Linked DNA regions of Homo sapiens: all the other regions are linked to region 3. The links are chromatin contacts, found by Hi-C or POLR2A ChIA-PET in ENCODE. All regions are on one chromosome and are shown on one strand. Each heading gives the region's core, a stretch centred on a gene start or an enhancer-like site at or near the end of the contact. The rest is flanking DNA. Distances are from core to core; before and after follow the strand shown. Region 1 overlaps BABAM2 (BRISC and BRCA1 A complex member 2). Region 2 overlaps LOC105374378 (a long non-coding RNA gene). Region 3 overlaps BABAM2 (BRISC and BRCA1 A complex member 2). Region 4 overlaps BABAM2 (BRISC and BRCA1 A complex member 2).

Region 1 (2,845 bases), core at 228-2,727, 150 kb after region 3:
TTTTATAACTTCTCATTTTATAGTTGAGGAAATAGACTCATCCAGGTTTTAAATAACTTATCCAGCCAGGTTGACATAGCCAGTAAGCGATGAAGCTATGATTCTCACTAGTCTGTCTAACTCCAAAGTCTGTGATCTTTCTACTCTACCATATTGCCTGATATCTAGCATGCATGGACTCATTCACACATGATTCAAACAGCTGACACAACAGGGTTATGGCTGCCGAACCTATGACAGAGTTTGTCTTTTTTTAGATCTGGTTTTACCATATTTGGTGTGTGTTAACAAGAATGGGCAGGTATATGTTGGCATGTGAAGTGAGACACAGGGCCTCCCAAATTCTTGTCACTGAGATGATGATAATTTTAATGCTCCTCTGCCTAGTTCTCTGCACCCATGTAAGTTATGGAGCAGAGTGAGGGCTGAGATAGAGTCTGTCTTTCCAAGCTGTGAATTACAGGGCCTCACCTGTGGTTGTCCTATCCCCAGTCCATGTGGGGAACCTGCAGACCTCCTAACATGCCCCATATAGTAAGCCATACAGTTGTGTTGATTTTTATCTCACCCTCTTAGAATTTCTACTGTTTGTGCATGTTTTATGATGTTCATAATGTATTAGTACATAGGTTCATCTATATAGCTTATAAATAAATACATATAAACATATTGATAGGAAGCTCACACATTTTTTTATTGCTCTAAGGCAATAGACCCCAAACCTGGATGGGCAGTTCAATCCCCTTGTAAGTTAAAAAATCATATTTCCTTGACTTACCCACACTTACTGAATCATAATCCCCAGGGCAGGGTTCAGGAATGTGTGTTTTTTAACAAATGCTAGAACTTGAACCACTGCAGTAGCTCTCTGTAGTTGCTAGAAAAAAATCTTGGTATCAATTGTTGTAAATAAACCATTGGAAACAAGATAACTCCTATAGTGTTTTGAAGGCTATTTATGAATTGGCTGACTTGTTTATTCGTCATCCCCTGCTGAAAGGTAGGCTCTAAGAGGAGGGCCATTATCTAGCTTGTTCACCAGTTGTTCCTAGAATAGTGCCTGACACGTAGAAGTGCACAGTGAATATTTTTTGAATAAATAAATGAATAATGAAACGCTTTTTCACTGTGCTTGGGTAATACATGTCCCTTTTTCCCTCAATACCAGAGAAAGAATTGGTTTCAGCTGTGCCGTTGTAAATTTGAATGATCTGATAAAAATCCTTGGTTACTCCACTGAACCGACTGCAATTTTTTTAATGTCTAAAACATACTTATTCTCATATTTTGTTACATTTTAATACCATTTAAGAGTAGTAGAATTTGGAAGGTGACATAGAGATCCACTTTTATTTCATTTTCATTTCAAGCCCCTGTGTCTTTAAGGAAAGGGCTAAGCTACAACTTGGTCATTCTCCAGATCCAAGAGGAAATGGATTGGAGCAGTTGTGCCTTTGTAGAGCAGATGTTTTGGTTGGAAAGGCTATCAGCCATCTGACTCATAATAAATTCTCAATTCCAGTAAATTCCCAGTTTTCAGTTACAGTAGGTAGGATGCAGGAAAACAGTGTCTTCCACTTTGGGGTCTTTGAACTTATTTCACATGTTACCACTGTTCCTTGTGCATTACAATGTGCGAACAGACAAAATACTAGGGGAGGTTAGAGCAATTCCAGGAATAGACTCAGTCAGTTGGTGTTTTTGAGAGAGACCATTGGAGGTAAACCAAAGCCACTGCCCTCTCTGACACAGTACTAACCACAAGAAACATAACTGCATTGAGTTTTCTTATAAGTTCCTATGTTAAAATAATGATTTTATATAGGAATCATGTAATAAAATAATGATTTTACAAACTGAATTATGTCAGTTTGAGTAATCTATAAACGGCCTATAGTTTTTTGTTTTGTTTTATGAGGAGGGTTTCCTTTATCCTTTTCATAAAATGCTGAAAGTAATTATATGGTCCTGATGTGATATCTTTCATTTTAGAGTATTTGTTTTTTGGGAAAATTTACTCAATACTTGAACTTATTGAGTAAAAAAAAAAAAAAATTTACTCAGTAAGCTTCTCAAAGTTCTAGTAAGGCCTTATAGCCAGTGTTCCAGATGGATGAAGCAGAATTATGAAAGTGATATTCAACGTGTCCTACTTTGTATTGTGAGCTGAGTTGAGAGAATTCATTATTTACTTAGTATTTTTGTTTTGTTTTGTTTTGTTTTGTTTTTTAGACAGGTTCTTGATCCTGGCTCAGGCTGGAGTACAGTGGTGTGATCACATATCACTAGAGCCACAATCTCCTGGGTTCAATTGATCCTGCCATCTTAGCCTAGTAGCTGACACTATAGACACATGCCACCATGCTCGGCTAATTTTTGTATTTTTTGTGGAGATGGGGTTTTGCCATGTTGCCCAGGCTGGCCTCGAACTCCAGGGTTCAATCCATCCTCCCATCTCAGCCTCCCAAAGTGTTGGGATGACAGGCGTGAGCCACTGCACCTGGCATAAAGTGGTGTCTTATTATCCCCACTCTGTTTTTATCGAGGAGTCAGTTTCTTTTCAACCATCACTGAAGTGGGAAGAATAGTGTACTCCTCACAGAGATGAAAAGGTCCCATTGTTTCTCCAGAGAGCAACAGTCCCATTTCTGCTCTTTATGAGAGCTTCTTAGGTGATCTCTTCTACCAAGTGAGACATTAGAAATTTGGGAGTCAGCAGTTTAGTTGTCCAGAACTCCTAATAGTTCCTAGGTTGGCCTTTGGCTTTTCTTATCCAACATCAAATTATTCACAGATCGTACTGTTTATCTTTATACTCCTCCTATGTCATTTTTTCTTTCCAGTT
Region 2 (2,700 bases), core at 61-2,560, 230 kb before region 3:
AGACAAGCTCTGTCCCTGATGGCCTTCCAGCTTCTGTCTCAGCCCAGCAGACGTCTAACCTGAGTTTCTATGGCCTTCCACATGCCAATGGCTCCCCACCTGGACAGGTGAATAGCTGCTGCCTCTGATCATGTGACCCAAGAATGGAGGGGACCAGGGCTCCCCTTCTCTAGCCAGCAGCATCTGCCAGGGTGTCATGTCCAGGCCCTTTAGATAGCCCAGGAGCCTGCAGCCCTCAGTCAGCAAGAGCTTACCCAGGGCAGCCTGGGCTAAGGGGTATGGAGGAAAAGGCACCTGCTCTGCCTTGGGTCTAGGCAACGAAGGTGTGGATATTTGTTGTTTGTTCAGTGGCCTACTGTTAGGAAACAGTAGCCCCACAGCTTTGCAGAGCCTGACAAAGGCAAGAAACTGTCACATGTCTGCCCTCATTTGTAGTTTTTTCTTGTTGTTGCTGTTGTTTTGAGAAGGAGTCTCACTCTGTCACCCAGGCTGGAGTGCAGTGGCATGATCTCAGCTCACTGCAACCTCCACTTCCTGGGTTCAAATGATTCTCCTGCCTCAGCCTCCCAAATAGCTGGGATTACAGGTGTGCACCACCATGCCCGGCTAATTTTTGTATTTTTAGTAGAGATAGGGCTTCACCATGTTGGCCAGGCTGGTCTTGAACTCCTGGTCTCAAGTGATCTACCCACCTCAGCCTCTCAAAGTGCTGGGATTACAGGTCTGAGCCACCGTGCCCAGCTAATTTTTGTTTTATTATTATTATTATTATTATTTTGGAGATGGAGTCTCACTCTGTTGCCCAGACTGGAGTGCAGTGGCATGATCTTAGCCCCCTTCAACCTCTGCATCCCAGGTTCAAGTGATTCTCCTGCCTCAGCCTCCCAAGTAGCTGGGATTACAGGTGTCCGCCACCACGCCTGGCTAATTTTTGTATTTTGGTAGAGGCAGGGTTTCACCCTGTTGACCAGGCTGGTCTTGAACTCCTGACCTCAAGTGATCTGCCCGCCTCTGCCTCCCAAAGTGCTGAGATTACAGTTGTGAGCCACCACGTCCGGCCATCTGCCCTTATTTAATCCTCACCATATTGTTGTCAGGTGAACAGGGATGGCGTTTTCAGCTGTTTCCTACCCCCTTTATGATGAGTGAACTGAGGCTGAGAGAGGTGAAGCTTTGCTCGTAGTCACATATCCTAACCCATGTGAACGTTGGGGCTTCAACCCTAGCTCAGAGAAAAGTGATCAAGGATGCTGAACTCCAAGGAGCCCGGGAGTTGTGCTCCAGATGAAGTTCCTCCACTTTCACAGTAGGGGGCGAGCCTGAAGCTTTGCTTGAAGAACTGGGATGAAAAGTCCACAGTCCTGCCCTGGCCACAGGCAAAAGACAAGGCTGGCAGCTCCCACTGTGGCGCTGGGAGAGCTTCCTCTCTCTACTCCGGCCCACACATGGAGTGGGCTGTGGAGTCCTGATGAGAACCTGCTGGGGCAGCAGGTCAGGGCGCTGCACATACTCTGGGTGGGGAGGAAACCTGCAATAACCGAGAAGGCGGCTCCAGAAGCTCAGGGACCTCTCAGTTCCCCGGAGGGAACCAAGGCTTTAGTGCTGGGCACAGAGTGGGTCAGCCACACCAGAGTCTCTGTGAATGTTAAGCCAGACTTTGGAGAAGGGAGACACAGAGGTGGGTGTGGCAGAGACTGCAGATGTAAAGAGTTCTATGTGTTTATTCCACAAATATTTTCTGAGCATCCACTGTGTGCCAGACACTGTTGTAGACATCAGGGATACAGCAGTGAATAAAGCAAATATGTGCATACAGGTGTCTCATAGACAACTCGCTTGTGAGTCAGCTCATTTGTGAGTTGATTCTTTTGACCCCAGGCAATGTAATGCAAAATTCAGCCCCCTTAGCAGCTTCCAGAAAACGGTTTTTCCCCACCAAACATGGCAGGGCAGAGGGTTTTACTGAAGATTTACTGGGTCATAATGAGAGGCTGCAGTTGCTTCTCTTGTGCCACCCCCTCTGTGAATGTCAGGGTACATGACCCTTCTCCCAGCTCTCCTGACATGCAGCCAAGCTGGGGGCTCACCGCCCTCCCTCCACCTCCTGCACCCAGGCTCCCTGCCTGGCTAGCCTTTCTCCAGCAGTTTTCTCACAGACATTTAGTCTTGGGAGGGGAGGCTTTTGTCCCATTCCTGTGTCACTGTTTGGCCCTGAAGGACACAGCCTCTTTCCCCAGGGCCCCTCCTTTCTGAAATGGGGATGTTGTCCCTATGCCATTCCTACTTCTCAGAATTATTCCAGGGTGAGATGAGCTCATATCTGAGAAGGGTTACACTCAGAACTCTCTAGCACCTCGGGTCATGGCAACTGGAGACAGCATCTTGCTCTGAACCAGGCCCCAGCGTCCTACAGATGGGTGACCTGGTGTCATTATGGGAGTAAATATTGAGCTGCTCTCCTTTTATTTTGGATTGGGTATAATTTAGTACCCTGTTCTCACTCTTTTATTAATAAAATAAAACAATAAACACATACTACCATCAAAAGAACACTCACAGCCTGTGTTTATGTGTTTATGTTGTGTCTGTGTCTAAGAAGCTGCAACTGCTATGTCAATTTTTAACAAAATGAGTTTTCACTCAGTGCTGGGGGGTATGATAATTCAAAACAAAAAGGGAGGGCAGATTCTTCCACTGTGT
Region 3 (2,813 bases), core at 29-2,528:
TTGTGAGGGGAATAAAGAGACAGGTAAGAGAGATGGGTGGGAATAGAGCTAGCCTGAGGAGAAAGAGAAGGAGATTAAAAACAAAATTCGTATCCAGTCTGAATAAAATTTGTTTCATCCCTCCTTGGCCCTTAGAAATTAGAGTCTTTTCATATTATTGTCTTTCTATTTGGTAAGCTGTGTTTGATAGCGGTGCACAAACTTGGGCACAGAAGCCTGAGTTTGTGGGGTTGCATTCAGTGTATAGAAAAGTTACAACTCATTTCTAGTTAGTTCTTCCTTTGTACTTATGCCTAAACCTCTCCATCTGGAGAAATGCCAGCTTGCCACTAAATTTAAATAAATAAGAACATGTCTCATCAATAGGGGCGGCAAATTTAGCCCCTCTTTAGAGCACTGAGCAATTTATGACCATATGTTAAATACCATAAAACAGCTTTAAAGATTTGGTCGCTGGCCATTGCCAGATTGCACCGTAGGAGTGCAGCAGCACTGTGAGGGACTGGGAATGCTTCCTCCGGCCCTTGGAGGCCTCAGCAACTCACTGATGTCACAGCCAAAGAGGGCTGTTTTCAAACATTCCCTTTATAAAGGTGAAATACTAAAAGATTCCATTTTGGCATTTGGGAGCAAAGAAGGCAAGACTTCTTTTTGATTCTTAAGGGTCAAAATTAGTATGGAAAGTGTTGTGTGGGAGAATGAGTAACTTGGCAGCAGTGAGTACAGAAGGCAAGTCTAGAAATAGGTAATAGATATCCTACTCATCCTTTTTCTTGGAGCATGAACTGGACTTTTATGTGGCATAAGCCGACCAAATATCACGTTTCTCAATCAATTTCTTTTTGCCAACTTTCGTCGAATTAATATTAATGTTAAAAACAATTTTTAAAATTTCATGCCAAAGCATTGCCAATTGTAAGGCTTTCTTTTCTTCCAGAAATATGACTCACTATTTGGTGAACTCCAAATATTAGTTTTTCTTCTTACCACCATGACAGCCTGTGAATCATTTATGGCATTCAGTGGGCTCGTGGCTGAGAGAATGAAGGTGTGTGCCAGCAAACATGTGATTTTTGGTCAAGTAGTGCTCTGGGACCTTCGATGGGCTTTTAACACATGTGAGGAAACCAGTGGTTCAGGCAGGGGGCAGTATTATTAAATAGTAATAGACACCAAAAAGCTTTGTACAAGATTTTTCAGACTGCTCTCTCAGAAATGTAACTCTTCCTACAAAGGAAGATGATGAAATTTGGCTGTCAAAGGTCCAGGATTCCTAGCCTTCTTGAATCTGTAGTTGCCAGCCCAAGGGCTGATTTCCTGTCAGTTCCTGTGTGGTTTGCACTACATCCTCTTTGCAACAGATCAGTATTTTAGGTCATCCATCATAACTGCTCTCCTGTAAGTTCTTGGCAATTTGATCTCAGTTTGCAGAAGGCAGCTGGCATACTTTGCTAGGAAGTGCAGCTGGAGAGCTCCTGTCTCACTCTTCCTAAGGCCAGGAAGCACACTATTGTTACTCATTGCTGCTTTCTTCCTTTAAAGAACAAAAAACTTCAAACTTTGGCAAATTCTAAAGTTACTAGGTAGCAATTTGAAATTACTCTGATCGTTTTGTTGGTCTAGGGCAAAAACTTGAGTGATCTTTTATATCATTTGTAAATCTTGTCTGGTTTTTCCATAACACAGATATGTGCATTAGTGGAAGTTTCCTCCCCATTGCAAATGAAGTTATGCTTGTCTTCAGAGTCACACGGGAATTTTTAGTTTTATTTTGTTTTAGGCTTTGATTGTCAAGGACAGTAACATGGCCTAATTTCTTCTCTGTGTTTTATTCCCTTAACATTGAGATTTTTCTATTCCTAATATCAGCATTGGGTAAGACTATTTACCTTGGGTATGACTTGAATATTTGCACTGGATTTTCAAACTATACGAACAGAGATAGTTAAAGCACTTTTTTTGGACTATTTAATGTTAAAATAAAAGTATCGTTTTAGTGTTTCTGATTTCTCATTCCATAATGGGTGACCTATGTTGTGAGATTTAGAAAAATGAGCAATTTTCCTCCTTTCTTATGACTCACAGGTCACATTTTGGCAACATGTTTTTTTTTTCCTGTAGAATGGTGATTACCTTTACCCCAGTTCACCTAAGAGAGGAACCTGTTTATAAAGAGGATACAACCTCATGCATGAATTATTTTAAATGGTATTCTTAATAATCTATGATGGCACAGATCTTTTATACTTCTGAGTTGTCTTCTTTTCATCTTTACGAAAACCATATCTTCTGTAGAGTTAAACAAGATTATTAATGTAGCTCTTGGTTTCTTTTATGTTCTGGTTCCTAACATAAATGAAGGGAAAGGAAAGATAAGTTGTGCTGCTTTATAGAAAAATAGTAAACTTTTTGAAGGCCAAATTTATGTCAGATTTATGGGTATCAAGCAATAACATCATAGAAACACCCCAAATCCTGATAGTGCGCTAAGGATGGCATGAAGGAAGAAATTTTTGGATTTGAGATATGAAAGAATTTGATGTCCAGATTATTTCTATCAAACCAAATCTTTAGTCTCTAAAATAATATATTGTTAAATTCTAGGAGCAAGAATCCTCTGTGATTTCCAAGATCTGTTGCCGATGACCCACACAGTAGACAATCAGGAAATGTTTATTAAATGAGTGATACAAAGGCACTAAAAGATGATGTCTTATGTGGAAATTCTTAATTGGAAGGACACTAGGTAATTTTGGGAATCTTCCAGTGGGATAAGGAAGTATCTAAAGATTTGAAAAGCAGCAGCATAGTTT
Region 4 (2,815 bases), core at 161-2,660, 210 kb after region 3:
TAGTCCCAATTCTGTAGAAAATCAAAACTAGTACCAAATATTTTTATTTATAAACATTTTTATTGTGGGTGTAGGCATATCTGTGTGTAGACAGATAGAATGAGGTGCCCCCCGAAAAAAGACGGTGGTGTCATCTTTTGTGGCCAGCCTAGTGAAATCCTCACTCTCCTCAGATGCCTCCCAGCCGGCAGCCACCCTGCTTCCCCCATGACCTTCTTCTGAGTGTGAAGCTCTGGGTGCCAGCGCTTCTTCCAGCCAAGTCAGCAGGTGGGCCAGGATCAGCTTGAGAATTAGTTTTCTTAACAGCCCCAACTGGCCACTCTCAGAATAATTCTGTTAAATGTGACCTCTTGTGTTATGTGGAGTAAGTCAGTAGCTGGCTATCAGGGAGACTTTAGAGACCCAGAGAGCTTTATGCCTAAGGGGAGAAAAAGAACATTTTTCTTGTCTTGAGGCAGGTCACAGAAAATGTACACATGGTGCTGGGGACAAAGGTCTAGGAGAAAAGCAAAAGGCAGTCACCCCTGCCAGATATCTAATAGAATGCCAGAGTTAGACATGAATGCCATAAGAATAATGAAAAACTGAGAGCCATGGGCCTTAGGAAGAGAAAATGGAGTAAATCGGATGATAGAGCAAGAGAAGTTGTGAACCCAGCCAGAAAGAAAGGTAAGGGTGAGGCAATCTGTCCCCATCTTAACACAATGTACTCCTAAGGGTGAGACTTGTGTAAGATCGGCTGGGCTGATGGAGCTGGGTCAGAGGCCTCAGAATTGGACTCACGTGGCCCAAGGCTCTAAGGTAATGTGATCTATCGTCATGGAGATGAGAATTGAGGCCATCCACCCCTTGTGGGTGTTTTCCTCAGGGCACTGCCCATTGCACATTGCTAGATCATTTCCATCTGGCTTCATCTCTAGGCCCACTGCTATGCACCTCTTAGAAACTATCAGGTGGTACTGAAAACTGAAGATGAATTTTCTCATGGAGTTCTCTTCTTAGAAACTCCTAGACTCAGTGACTGATTGCAAAAGGCACATCTGGCACAAGAAAACAGACTCCTACAACTTGTTGCACTTAACATCTTGATACCAAGGATCATAGGGATGGAAAGACAGTGCTAATCCCCATAAACGTGTGGTGTCTGGTCACTTCTGTGCATTCCGTGCAGTCAATAAAATACAGTGTTGATGGAACCCAGTGCAGGTGGAGTAGAGCAGTTCCACATGTGCAATTGGTATTTGCTCTTCTTCCCTTCAGTGTGTTTTTTGTTGTGTCAAACACAACCGAATGAGAGTTGCCCCTACACCCCCACGTGGAGTTAGAGGAGTGCGTCCTGGCCTGGAATAGGTCTCTCTTTCTGGGCCACTCTGTGGGCTGTCTGAGCAGTGGAAGCATAAATATAAACCTCGGGCACATAAGGACACACACAGGCCGCAGAGCCTGTCAAGGGCTCTGTCATGTTCCGAGTGAACAGATGTTTATCCCACAACATTTTTTTTTTCCTTCTTGGAGTTTGTCCAATGCATTAAAAAAAAAACTAAACTGTTTACACTAATTATTCCCTTTTGCTGCCTTTGCTTGTTTTGTTTTGCTCTTTTCTTTTTCCCATACATTAAGAGCTATTCGTGTGAGGAAATTCTGCCCAGCTGCTTTCTGGAACAGATACTTCCATAGCTTAAACCAGGAACCCTTTGTTCTTGGATCTGAGTGGAGCTCAGATTGCCTTGTCACATGTATCTTGGCGCTTCTTCCCTGAAGTTTATAGGCTTTTAAAAATCCATTTCCTTTTTACCCCAAAGATAATCAGCTTCCATAACTTTTCTTAAAGTAAATAACTCCAGATCCCTTCATGGTTTCAGATTTTCCCGTATGCTTCAGTCAGGATTTTATTCAGCAATCATTTATTAAGTACATTCTTAAGTTTGGTGAGTACCATACCACTGTACTAGGTATCAAAAGAGAAACCCTTTCCCCTTTTATTGGTTTGTTCATGTTTTCACTTATTTTTTCATTTCCTTCATTCAAGAAATATTTGTTTAGCTCCTACTGTGTCCCAGGTACGGTTCTGGGTGCAGAGGAATCAGTGATAAGCAAAAACAGACATCGTCTTTGCCTTCAAGGAATTGCCAGTGTACTGCGGGAGAAAGACGTAAAGAATTAATTGCAATTCAGGGTGATACATACTATAATAGTAGGGTGTTCAAGTTTCTTTGAGGAATGTGAAGGGTGTAATTGGCTCTGCCTCAGGCATCAAAAATAACTTTACAGATTACTGGACATGTGAGAGGATTCTACAGAGAGAGGACAGCACATACAGAGGTGAGGAGGTATAAAGTATGGTTGGTTCGGGGAGCTTGATATCTGAATGCAAAAACAGCAGATGCAAGAGGTGAAGCTGGAAAACTAAGTTGGGTAGCCAAGTTGTTAAGGTCATTTTGCATGCCAAGTTTAAAAATCTGGAGTATGTCTTAGAGAAAATGGTGGGGGAAGGGGCACTGAAGCTTTTTTTTTTTTTCCTTGCTTTTTTTTTTTTTTTTTTTTTTTGAGACAGAGCCTTGCTCTGTCACCCAGGCTGGAGTGCAGTGGTATGATATTGTGTCACTGCAACCTCCGCTTCCTGGGTTCAAGGGATTCTCCTGCCTCAGCCTCCTGAGTAGCTGGGATTACAGGCATGTGCCACCACACCCAGTTAATTTTTGTATCTTTAGTAGAGATGGGGTTTCACCATGTTGGCCAGGATGGTCTTGAACTCCTGGCCTCAAAGTGATCCACCCACCTCAGCCTCCCATAATGCTGTGATTACAGGCATGAG

Evidence for each region. Hi-C counts contacts between places; a loop is a spot of excess contacts on that map. ChIA-PET counts read pairs that join two places held with the same protein, here RNA polymerase II (POLR2A). Pooled maps may share reads with other maps.
Region 1: a map of endothelial cell of umbilical vein shows a loop between it and region 3 (6-fold over the local background). The contact joins two enhancer-like sites. A Hi-C loop is called at or near these places in 6 of 168 maps with a recorded cell type or tissue (ascending aorta, cardiac septum, chondrocyte and 3 more) and 10 of 50 pooled maps. POLR2A ChIA-PET finds 5 or more read pairs at or near these places in 5 of 52 experiments (A673, Caco-2, activated CD4-positive, alpha-beta T cell and 2 more).
Region 2: a pooled map of ovary shows a loop between it and region 3 (2.6-fold over the local background). The contact joins two enhancer-like sites. A Hi-C loop is called at or near these places in 4 of 50 pooled maps. POLR2A ChIA-PET finds 5 or more read pairs at or near these places in 3 of 52 experiments (MCF 10A, PC-3 and activated CD4-positive, alpha-beta T cell).
Region 4: a loop to region 3 is called in a map of prostate gland, with 1.8 times the contacts of the local background. The contact joins two enhancer-like sites. A Hi-C loop is called at or near these places in 4 of 168 maps with a recorded cell type or tissue (MCF 10A, endothelial cell of umbilical vein, mammary epithelial cell and 1 more) and 3 of 50 pooled maps. POLR2A ChIA-PET finds 5 or more read pairs at or near these places in 1 of 52 experiments (Panc1).

The regions. Positions count from the first base shown.
Region 1 is chr2:28,101,103-28,103,947 of GRCh38, forward strand. The region is part of intron 6 of BABAM2 (BRISC and BRCA1 A complex member 2); the gene reads left to right. Among named protein-coding and RNA genes, the nearest start is that of MIR4263, 110 kb to the left of the region's middle. Within about 2 kb of position 1,478, at least 2 of the 41 ENCODE cell types and tissues checked have a DNase peak (open chromatin) inside an H3K27ac peak, as active enhancers do; they include ascending aorta and endothelial cell of umbilical vein, where a contact is called at or near this core.
Region 2 is chr2:27,722,166-27,724,865 of GRCh38, forward strand. All of the region lies in intron 2 of LOC105374378 (a long non-coding RNA gene), which reads left to right. Among named protein-coding and RNA genes, the nearest start is that of LINC01460, 7.8 kb to the left of the region's middle. Within about 2 kb of position 1,311, at least 20 of the 41 ENCODE cell types and tissues checked have a DNase peak (open chromatin) inside an H3K27ac peak, as active enhancers do; they include PC-3, where a contact is called at or near this core.
Region 3 is chr2:27,953,878-27,956,690 of GRCh38, forward strand. The region is part of intron 3 of BABAM2 (BRISC and BRCA1 A complex member 2); the gene reads left to right. Among named protein-coding and RNA genes, the nearest start is that of MIR4263, 41 kb to the right of the region's middle. Within about 2 kb of position 1,279, at least 28 of the 41 ENCODE cell types and tissues checked have a DNase peak (open chromatin) inside an H3K27ac peak, as active enhancers do; they include PC-3, ascending aorta and endothelial cell of umbilical vein, where a contact is called at or near this core.
Region 4 is chr2:28,163,006-28,165,820 of GRCh38, forward strand. The region is part of intron 7 of BABAM2 (BRISC and BRCA1 A complex member 2); the gene reads left to right. The region is part of intron 1 of LOC100505736 (a long non-coding RNA gene); the gene reads right to left. Among named protein-coding and RNA genes, the nearest start is that of BABAM2-AS2, 150 kb to the right of the region's middle. Within about 2 kb of position 1,411, at least 10 of the 41 ENCODE cell types and tissues checked have a DNase peak (open chromatin) inside an H3K27ac peak, as active enhancers do.